Regions from separate parts of the Homo sapiens genome. Here region 1 is linked to region 2. A link is a loop called in an ENCODE intact Hi-C map of the cell type or tissue named here. Cell type or tissue: gastrocnemius medialis. All regions are shown on one strand.

Evidence for each region. Hi-C counts contacts between places; a loop is a spot of excess contacts. Peaks named below come from ENCODE experiments on the same cell type or tissue, not always from the same donor. Only the 100,000 strongest peaks of a DNase experiment are listed, where the experiment ranks them.
Region 1: it touches region 2 in a loop (2.6-fold over the local background); 11 of 110 quality-filtered maps call a loop at or near these places.

What each region holds. Positions count from the first base shown.
Region 1 is chr2:85,740,705-85,745,704 of GRCh38, forward strand. No RefSeq gene overlaps it. Among named protein-coding and RNA genes, the nearest start is that of ATOH8, 11 kb to the right of the region's middle. In gastrocnemius medialis, no CTCF peak of the experiment used is centred here; DNase peaks (open chromatin) are centred at 727, 1,307, 1,957, 4,757 and 2 weaker places; H3K4me3 peaks cover 683 bases; H3K27ac peaks cover 5,000 bases.
Region 2 is chr2:86,065,616-86,070,615 of GRCh38, forward strand. It overlaps POLR1A (RNA polymerase I subunit A), which reads right to left. Exons shown (of 34, transcript NM_015425.6): 13 at 4,403-4,657. Among named protein-coding and RNA genes, the nearest start is that of POLR1A, 38 kb to the right of the region's middle. RefSeq lists a silencer at 738-938 and an enhancer at 3,857-5,000. In gastrocnemius medialis, no CTCF peak of the experiment used is centred here; DNase peaks (open chromatin) are centred at 2,686 and 3,818; H3K27ac peaks cover 5,000 bases.

The DNA.
Region 1 (5,000 bases), 320 kb before region 2:
TAGTTGGAAGGCACCCCATGTTCTCTCCAAGATTCTTTTACTGGCTTTCTCCAGGCCTGAATTTCCACCATTAGAGACTCATTTCTTTGGGTTTACAAAGTTTCGGAATCAAAGTCAAAATACCCTTGGGAAAGGTTTGTTGACTACTGTCCTTGAAGATCGTGGTAAAGGGAAAGTGGAAAGTCCTGTGGTTCCTAGGGTCTGGATAGATAGTGCTACAGCCAGAGAAGAGGAGCCAGGAAGGTCAAAGGATTTGGCAACATCAGCTCGGGCAGGGATTCTTCAACCTGAATGTGCAGGAGAATCCCATGGCTGGCCATCTAAAGTTCAGCTCCTCAGTGGCCCAATCACATGGGTTCTGATCCAGCAGGTAGAAAGAATGGAAGAAAGGTACATTTTATTACATACTCCAGGTGATTAGGACACAGGCGGTCCTGCCATCGCCCTCTGGGGGACACTGGATCTTCCTTCTTGGACTGTGTACCTTCCTGCTCCAGAGCCCCTGACCATCAAGCTGAGCACCGACAGCCACTGCAGACTCCATCAGGCCCTCTCTCTGGGATCTCTTCGGTACTGCCAGCTCCCTTAAAGGTGCCAGGCTCTTCCCTGTATGGAGAAGCTGGCACCATAGAGAAGCGACCCAGCCACACAGGTCCTGGTGCCAGCTCTGAGCTGCCTGCTCTCGTCCTGTCTCACGGCTTCCCAAGCTGACGGACCTGCCTGGCTTCTCATGTGACTGCCCACTCACTCCTGGCCTGATGCTTGACAACACGTCTGGGACTCTCCTGGGCCAAGGACCCTACATCTCAGCCCAGGTCCCGCATGCTCTCTCAGTCCTGGGATCCCTGTCTCCTTTCCCATGCCACCTCCCAGCATCCTTGTTCCTGGGCAGGAGGTGCTTTGCAGCCCTGCTCCTCAGCTCTGTGACCCAGCCAGATTGGTGGCCAACTGCCCTCACTCTGGGGTCAGCTAACCACCTCTCTGTCCTCCTCCTCACCCTGCCACCTCACCTAGTCCCTTCCACCTCCATGGACTTCCCCTGGGGCCTCCCTCCCCACATCACAACCCTCCTTTGCTGAGATGAGCCCCACATCCCATGAGCTCATCCTTTCTTAGCAATGCTCCTCGGACCACCTCTTCCCCATGGACTGAGCCCCAGCTGGGGGCTGACCTTCGGCATCAAACGCCTGGCCCTTGACTCACAGCTCCCCTGTTCTGACACCCGGCCTTTGCCTGACCCCATGGGCAGGCCTGGGCGCCAGCCTTGCCCCCCCTGGCTGGCCCGTCCCCCTGCCGCCTGAGCCTGGGTTATGACATCTTTCCACTGAGCAGCTCTTATTTTGAGAAGGCAAACACGGCGGCGCCCACAGGCATGTGCACACGCCAGCACACGCACACACATACCCTGTCCATCCCCGGACTCCTCGCGCACTGGGGTTAAAATGTGGCTGGCCATGTTTATTTTTCTTCCTCTAATTTCCCCTTTGGAACAAACAACAGTCCTGTAACCCCGATCACCCTCCCCTTTCAGATCTGTGGTCTCCCACCACCCTTCTCCCGGGTCCTCCCCTCGCAGCTGTGAATGAGAACAGAGTAAGTCTTTTAGCGGGAGGCAGCAGCCTGAATGAATTGATCACAGCCTCAAAGCCAGCAGGATGGGGGGATGGTGAGCATGTGTGTTTGCTTCTTAAACGCTATTTGTACACCCTGAAGCTTCTATTTTTCCATGTGACTTGGAGCAAATGCCTTCCCCCAGCCCTCCATCCTTTTAAAATTTATTTCATTTCATTTTTGGTCCAATGCATTTTGTTTTCTGTTTTCTACAAGGGAGCCCGAATCAGGGCCTCAGAAAAACAAGGCCGAGCTGCCAACTGGAAATGTTTGCTCTGGGGGCGAGTTCGGAGGCTGGCGTCAGGCGGGGCAAGATCCGTGCCAGTGGAATGTGATTTGGGGAGGAAGCTGCAGGTCACTCAATCGCTGGCAGCCAGCCCGGGAGCAACTGGATGCTTTCTGGGCTGTGTGTGTGTGTGTGTGTGTGTGTGTGTGTGTGTGTGTGTGTGTATGTAGAGTTTTTTCCCTCATGCAAACAGAGCTCTGGAGACATGGAGACAGAAGCATTAGGAACAAATGAGACAGGGGGTTGGAAAATCAGGGGATCTGGGGGAATAAGGTGGGCTGGGGCGGGGAGAGGGTGCCAGGAGCTTGAGCAGCCATGTTATTCAGCATGTGCTGTGTGTTCAGCTCTGAGCTGGGAGCCTGCAGGAGCAAGGAGGGCTGCAAACCACATCAGCCCCCAGTGATCTGTGGGTTCTTTGGAGAAACAAGGCTTTCAGTATAGAACACTGGCAGGTGAGCCTGGAAGTTCCCAAGAGCGGAGTGTGTTCCTCTGGGCTGAGTGTGTCCAGGGAAGGCTTCCTGAAGGAGGTGTGGTAGGATCAGAGCCCTGAAGCATGTATGGTACTGCACTGAGAGGAGAGGAGAGACGTTCAAGGTGCAGTTATTAGCTGCCATCTGCCAAGCCCTGTGCTCAGCCCTTTACATTGATAATCTCCCTTTAATCCTCACAACAACCCTATGAGGGCCAGTAATCTTTCTATCCTAGCTTTGCAAACAAGGAAACTGAGGCCCGGTGAGATCAAGGAACTCAGCCAAACTCCCAGCTTGTAGGTGGTGAGCCAAGGGTCAATTCGGGACCATCCTTGTCCAAAGCCTGGGCTCTGTCCACCACCGCTGAGGGCCACTTTTCACTTAGCCGAGTTCCTTGTGGAAGGGCTTGTTTTCCCTGCCCCACTCAAAAGAGGATTGTTGAATTCAAGATGGGGAATGTTGGGGACCTAAGATGCCAGGGTAGACTTCCAGGGGGCAGTGTGACAAACGCTCCGAAGCCAGAGAGATAAACTACCTTGTTTCCTTGTTCCCAGGAGGTAGTGGCTGGGCCCCTTGGCAGTCCCCCCAGGGTTCATATCAGGTCAGCCCTCTCCTGCAGCCTACCCCCCTTACCAATGACCCACGCCACCCTCACACTCCCCCACACACCCCCATCACATGTCAAGTTCTTTGCCACCCCAAAGTGAAGGTCCGCCCACTTCCAGGAGTCCTCAGAAGTTATCTGTGTTGTTCTGAGTCACGCACGAAACTCAGTGAACCAGACAGAATGGATTTTCCCCAGGCAGCCACCACAACCCTGGAGTTGGAATCAGGAGACCTGAGCCAACTGAGTGGGGGGCAATTGGTTAAAGTCAACAGTCTACCTCCTGTGTGATATCAAGTGAGCCATGTCCATTCTTGAGCCTCAGTTTCCTCAGTTTTAAAATGAGGAGTGGCCTGAATGGTTTTTGAGCTGTCACAGATGGAAGGAGAGGCTCTAAGGCAGTGGAACTATCTGCAGGTGTTGGAAGGGTCAGTCAGGAAGACTTTCTCGAGGTGTTCAGCCCACTGCAGAAGGATTCTCTGGCAGAGGAAGCAGGATCTGTCACGGGCTCAAAAGGGGAAAGGAAAGAAGCCAGGCTGGAAGGGCAGGAGGAGATGATGGTGAGGGAGGTAGAGTCCTGGCCAGGGTGGCTAGAACACCTTGACTCAAGCTTGTCTGGTAGTAATCAGACGGCCAGTGATCCATCTGATTAGAACAACTTTGTTGACCACTTGGGAGTTCTATTGTCTTGAGCTCAGATAGTTGGTTAGCCTCCCCCATGAACTCTTTTTGGCCAAACTGAGCACTAACGTTAGGTAGACACTGGCTTGGGGCTTACCTGGGCCTGATACATCACCTACATTGGTTGAACTGACCAGTCGATTCCACGAGACAACTAATTTTACCGATTATTTCCAGGAAACAGGCAGTTTATAGCATTAACTAAAATCAGCAGTTGTTCTGGCTTTTTGGAGACAGTCTTTGGATCTGACATCTTCAGTCCTCAGAGACATTCAGGCTACCTGCCACTGACCAACAGTAGTCAGATTCCTGAGAAGGCTGGGAAAAACCCTACCAACAACGGGCGTCAGGACTCAGTCTCTCTCATCAAAAAAAAAAAAAAAAAAAAAAAAAGGCAGGATCGAACTAGACCAGGAGTGGCAAACACATGGTGTGAATCCTGCCACTCCTTTTCTTTCATCCATGGCAGACATTGCTAATCAATTATAGCACTCATTCCCAAAGGGACCCAGATGCAGCCTCAGGATCCTTTTCAACACAGAGCTTCAGGCAGCCTCTACCAATCAATTAGATTTGGCATGCGTGATAAAAAGCATTTGTCCTCTGGACTAGATGATCTCCAAGCCTCCCTCCAGCTGTGCTGATCTAGAATTGCAACTGATTAGGCATCTTGAGGACTCAGCCTGGGGACCACCAGGTCTACAGCTGTCCCTGGGGCATCCAGGTCTGTGGGGCTGCCCTCGAGCTGGTGCCTTATTAATTTTCCTCACTGCTAATAAATGTGCATTGCGTCAGCTCTGTTCTGCCCCCTCATGTTCTCTGGCTGCTGCCATCAGTGGGGACTTTTTCAGAGAGCTGCAAAAATAGTTTTTTGTTGTTGTTGTTTGAGGAGCCTACACAGAAGCAGCAGCCAAGGCTTTTTTGCTTCCTTTCTTTTCTGAGGGAATGGGGAAATGCGGAGGGAAGACCTCACAATGAAGGAATGTGCTCCTTGGGGAACTGAAAGTTGTTTTCCTTAAAGAAGAAGAAGATGAAGAAGAAGTCAGCACACTCTAACTTCACATCTAGCCGCAAAGCACATCTGCAGGGATTGCTAACAGCTCCCAGGAGATCGCTGGCTCAAGCCAAGCCTGGTTAGGCTGTTGACAACTAGGTCCTGATGAGCAGAGCCCTAATGAGCAGCTTGCTCACTGTCTGCCCTCCCGGCTCATCCCTCGTTGATGTTCATTGGGCTCATCGAGGCCCTGGGAGACAGTTTTTCTTGCCTGCGATGGATGTTAGGCATGCAGGGGAGCTCACTTTCTCACGGGTGAATGTTTCACTTTTCCCCACTGCTGTGCTCTGGGGT
Region 2 (5,000 bases):
TGGGAGCCAACTGCTTCCCAAAGCACATGACCAGGGTTTAGCACTGGCTTCTACGTTTGCCATTTGCCCACTATCCTATATCAAGACTGCTTCAAACTCATCCCGTTCCCCCGGCCTTCTCTGTTTAATCCCATCTGGTTCTAGTTACTCCAGCATATTTTTGGCATTTATGCCTAAATTTGGTCTGGCTGCTGTCAGCTGTGTTCTTGTTTTTATACTTTGGTTTTATGCTTTAGTATTTTTCACACGTTTCTGGCCTGGCTCTTCTGTAAATCAGTCATGCACTCAACAAATATTTATCAGGAGCCTCCTGAATGCCTAGGCACTGGGTAGGCTTTTCCCTACTCCAGGGGACCAAACAGACATGGTCCTTTATGATGAAGAAGAACTAGACAGTAAACAAATGATTGGATAAATACAATATCACAAAGTGTTTTAAATGCCAAAGAGGAAAATAACAGGGTGGGTCATAATATAGACTTGAGGTGAGGGGGATGGTCAGAAATAGCCTCTCCGAAGGGCAGTTTCACAGTTGAGGCCTGAGGGGTGAGCTGGCCAGTGTTGGGAGGAAGGGGTTCCGGCACAGGTTCCTCAAGAGAGCTGTGAGTGGGCCTGATGTGCATGACTGCAGAAGGGAGAATAGCCATTATTAGTTATCTCTTCACAACACAGCACAGGGTTCATGGTGGGCCCTTAATAAAGGCTGTTATCTACCAGATGCCAAAAAGAAAGGCTTTTATGAAAAGCCTGAGATTTGGTGAGTGCATTAATTTCATTTGACACTTTCACAGCCATTCTGATCCCCAGTCTCCTGAACCTTATCTGTCGGGTCTGTGTTCACGGCAACATAACGCACGCTGAAGTAAAAATAGCTATGCTCACTGACGTTCTTTAAGATGTAGATTTTGTAAACTTTTCAATGTTTATAGGAATTTGAGAAAAACCTGTGCCTTGGATATAAAGATTATTAATCATTTGATTATTTGTTAAATACTAGCCAACAGTATGGTCATGTTTTATAACTAAGGCTAAGGGAACTCACAAATGCAGTCTGGGAGAAGCACCAGAAATTTAACCATATGTACTAACTCAAAGGCTAAAAAAGGATCCTTGTCAAATGGTCTAAACACTACAGTGATGGGCTCTATGTAAACTCAAAGATAACGATTACAGATGGGCTGGAAAGGTGGCACAGACCTAAGGCAAGATCAGATGGAGCACACAGCCCCTCTTATGAAGGCTTTCACTTAATAATGTACATAAAAAAATTATACTCTACCTCTTGTTGCCTAGATGGTCTTATTTTGCTTGGGGGAAAAACCCAAACCAGTATTATGCATTTGACTCATCTCACAGTCTTTGGGGGGCAGATACTGATTTTTCCTTTTGTTTTTTTCCTTAAAGAACATAATTACAGGTTCTGTGATCTATTCAGTGCCTTTTCCTCTCTCTGTCCAGATTTTTCCATGACTAGACAATTACTTTGATGGCTAAATCATTTTCAATGCAATCATCACAAATTCTATGGCAGAATGCTGATTAAAGCAATTACTAAAGGTCTACTTATAATTCTAAATTTCCTAACTCCTGCTTAGGATCAGAAAGAACACCTCTGAATCAAAACCCCAGACAATTGTCAGCTTTACTATTCTCCTTAATAGCAAAATGACATTACAATTAATGTCTCTGGTTAGGATGCTTTGTGAATAGGGTATCCCTGTAACTTGAATTTTCTAGCTGACTAAGTAGAAGTCAGGAAACATATCTGAAGCCTTGCTTAAAAACTTTCCACAAAGTATGGGCCCTCAATAAATAAACAGAAGGAAAAAAAATTAGTCCAAAAAGTAACACATAAATGAAAAGTTTAACTGTTTTCATGGAAAAGAAATGAGTTCCATTCAACTCCTATTTTAAGTAAAAAGACGCCACAAAACTCTACTAAGTACATAAAACCAACGACAAAATGTACTTTAATTCAGTATTATGGTTACTTAAGGAAGATAACCTGGTAATAGAGAAGAAATTGAATTATAAATAAAGAAATATGGAAACTAAGGGAAATAAAGATATGCTAAGAAAAATTACCTCAAAATACTGGTTTTCCTAGTTTAACCAAATCAGCTCTTGTCCTTTTAGGACTCTGCCAATAAAGACATGTTGCATTTTTATAACCATTAGCAAATATAAGGATTCCACTTCTTGGCATTTACACCAAGGACTAAATAAAATTTATCAAGAATCAAAAGCTCTTTACCTCCGACAAAAGAAAGTGAATGAAAGTACAGTGAATCTTCAAGCCATCTCCCATAAGCTTTTTTCAATAAATTAATTTATTGACATTAAGTTTATTTACCTGTGTTCTCCTGCCTCCCTTAAGTGTACGCCCAACCTAAAACTCATAGGCATATTAGCATGTGATGAGGTCCACTTGGATTTATATGTCAGCCCACTGCAGGACACAATGTAAGCATGAAGTCTCCTATGGCTTTGCACCGTATTCAATCAAAATCAAGCACAGCACATTCAAGGTCACTGGTCTGAGGACTTCAGAGCACCTCAACTCCCCACATAGCTAATGCCTCAGGTCACTCTGCCAGCAAAAAACCATCTGCTGCTCCCCGGTAGTGTCCCCTCTGGTGAAATATGACTCGGCTGCTATAGAGTCAGAGACCCACACAGTTCTGGCAGCCACTTCCTGTCACCTGCCTTCCCTTAGTCCCAGCCTTGGCTGTCGAGTGGGGCTAAGAACACGCACAGCCAAGCACATGGGCGGGGGGGGGGGGCGGGTGTCGTCCAAAGCTGCTGGGTTCAAGTCTTGGCCTCATTGCTGGCTGACATATTACTCACTTGGTGTTTCCTTGTCTGAAAATCACACCAACCTCATAAGGAAGGGAATGTCTGCAAACTGCTTACAGCAGTGCCTAAGGCCTGTGACCCACTTAATAAATGGCAGCTTTTACTGCCACCACCACAGAGCCACATTATTATTTAAATGAAAACATAAAAAGCCACTTTTCAAATTAGCAAATGTATTTTTTTTAATTTCCAAGTAATCTGGGTAGGCCCTTCACCACTTCTTCCTACATTTAGTCCCTTTGCTAATCCACAGCCAACAAAGGTGGGCAGAGAAGGGAAAGGCCAACTCAAACAACCGGGACCCTTGTGAAGCCACAGTGGTGCATCTGGTGGGAAAAGGGTCCGGGATGCCGGGCTCCTGGCCACCTGCCTGATTCCTTCGTGGCAGACGGCTGATGGGAATAGAGAAGCTCCAAGGAGCAGAGGATGCTGATTGACACTAGGCATCTCTGAGCAGCCCCTGGCACTCCCTGTGCACAGAGGTCTCCATCTCTGTGGTAGCACAAACCCTAGGAAGATCCAGGAACTCCTTGTCCTTCCTGCTGCTTCTCAGCTGAGTGTCCTTGGACAAGTTACACGAATCCTTCAAGTGTAAAATGTGGACATGAATAGCACCTACCTCCAAGGACTGTGGGGAGGGTGAAATGAGGAGCCTCTAAAGTGCTCTCTGCACAGTGTATGGCACTGAAAAAGTACTTGGGAAATGGGAGCCTTGGTTTGACGTTACGATTATTCTTCATACTCCACCACAATCCAAATGAATGATGTATAACTATGAATCATTGTGGCGCAAATGGCTTATAATTTAGGAGGACTCAGACCTTTGGGTGGGTGGTGAGGGTGAAGGAGGCACTGGAACACACTCTGTCTTCTTTCCTGCAGCCTGCCTCTTTCCCCGCTCTGTCCCTCCCATGAGCACATGCTAACTCAGGCCCCTGCCACTCCTGGCCAAGAGTCAGCTGCTAAGGAGACGGGGGAGGAAGTTCTATCCTTCCCTCGTGTCCCTCTGGACAGCTGTGACCACAAGGGGTTGCCCTTGAGGAGTGAACTTGGAGAAAGAAGGAAAGGATTCAAAGGGGACAGAAGATGCCTTCACGGGCTGCTGCGGGATCTCTTCTGGGCCCTTGGGGTTAGGCTGCTTCTTAAAACTCATGTTTGTCAGAACAAAGGATCAAAGTCATCAGTGGACCATGAGAACCATTACAGTGTTGGGATGCTAATGCTAGCCGGGGGCTACTAAGTTGCAGAATCCAAATTTAAGTGCTGAACACAAGACCTATCACACAGTTATTAAGGTTGGCTTTCTGGGATGGCTATCACAATTTCTGTCCTGATTTACATTTTACAACGCAGCAAAACAGAAACATTTCCCAGCCTCTAAGCCACTAGATGGGCTAAAAGCCCCACCTGGGAGAAACCAGGACCCTCCATTCCAGGCGCCCCTGTCCTGGAGCTGCCCAATGACCCCAGGGGCTGGCAGGGCCCAACTTAAAAGTGCTAAGTCATGCTGACGATGACCACGGAACAGCCTCAAGGCCAGACCTACCTTGGGAACAAGGTACTGCTGATCAGTGCAGGCCAGGACGTAGGCCTCGGCCCGGCCCAGCTCACTCTGGGGGAAATGGGCATTCATCTCGTCTCCATCAAAGTCGGCATTATAGGCCTTGCAGTTGGCATAGTGGAGCCGCAGCACTTTCTCTTCAGGCAGGATGCGGGCACGGTGGGCCTGGATGGAGGGTCTGTGCAGTGTGGGCTGTCGGTTCAGTAGCAGAATGTCCCCATTCTTCACATGCCGGCACACCTGGGAACAGAGTGGACAGGTGGGTGATCAGTGCAAACGTCAGTATCACCACGGCTCTTTCCAAGTGCTCACCTCAGCTTGACCAAGGTGTGGCTTTTGTCTCACGTTCTAGTTAACTAAATGCAAGGGGAATTTTTCATCTGGAGCAAAACCCTGGAAATCTCTGAGAAATACGTCCTAGGCCCTTCTGGTCCTGGCCCTTTACAACCCTGATCCTGGCTCTAGGCTCAGAAGTATAAGGAACAAATAAGACCACAGGTCTTTGTCTTCTTCAGAGATGCATAGCCGTCCCAGGTTTCTGGATTACTCTGAAAACTAATCCAAAGAAAGAAATGGATACAAC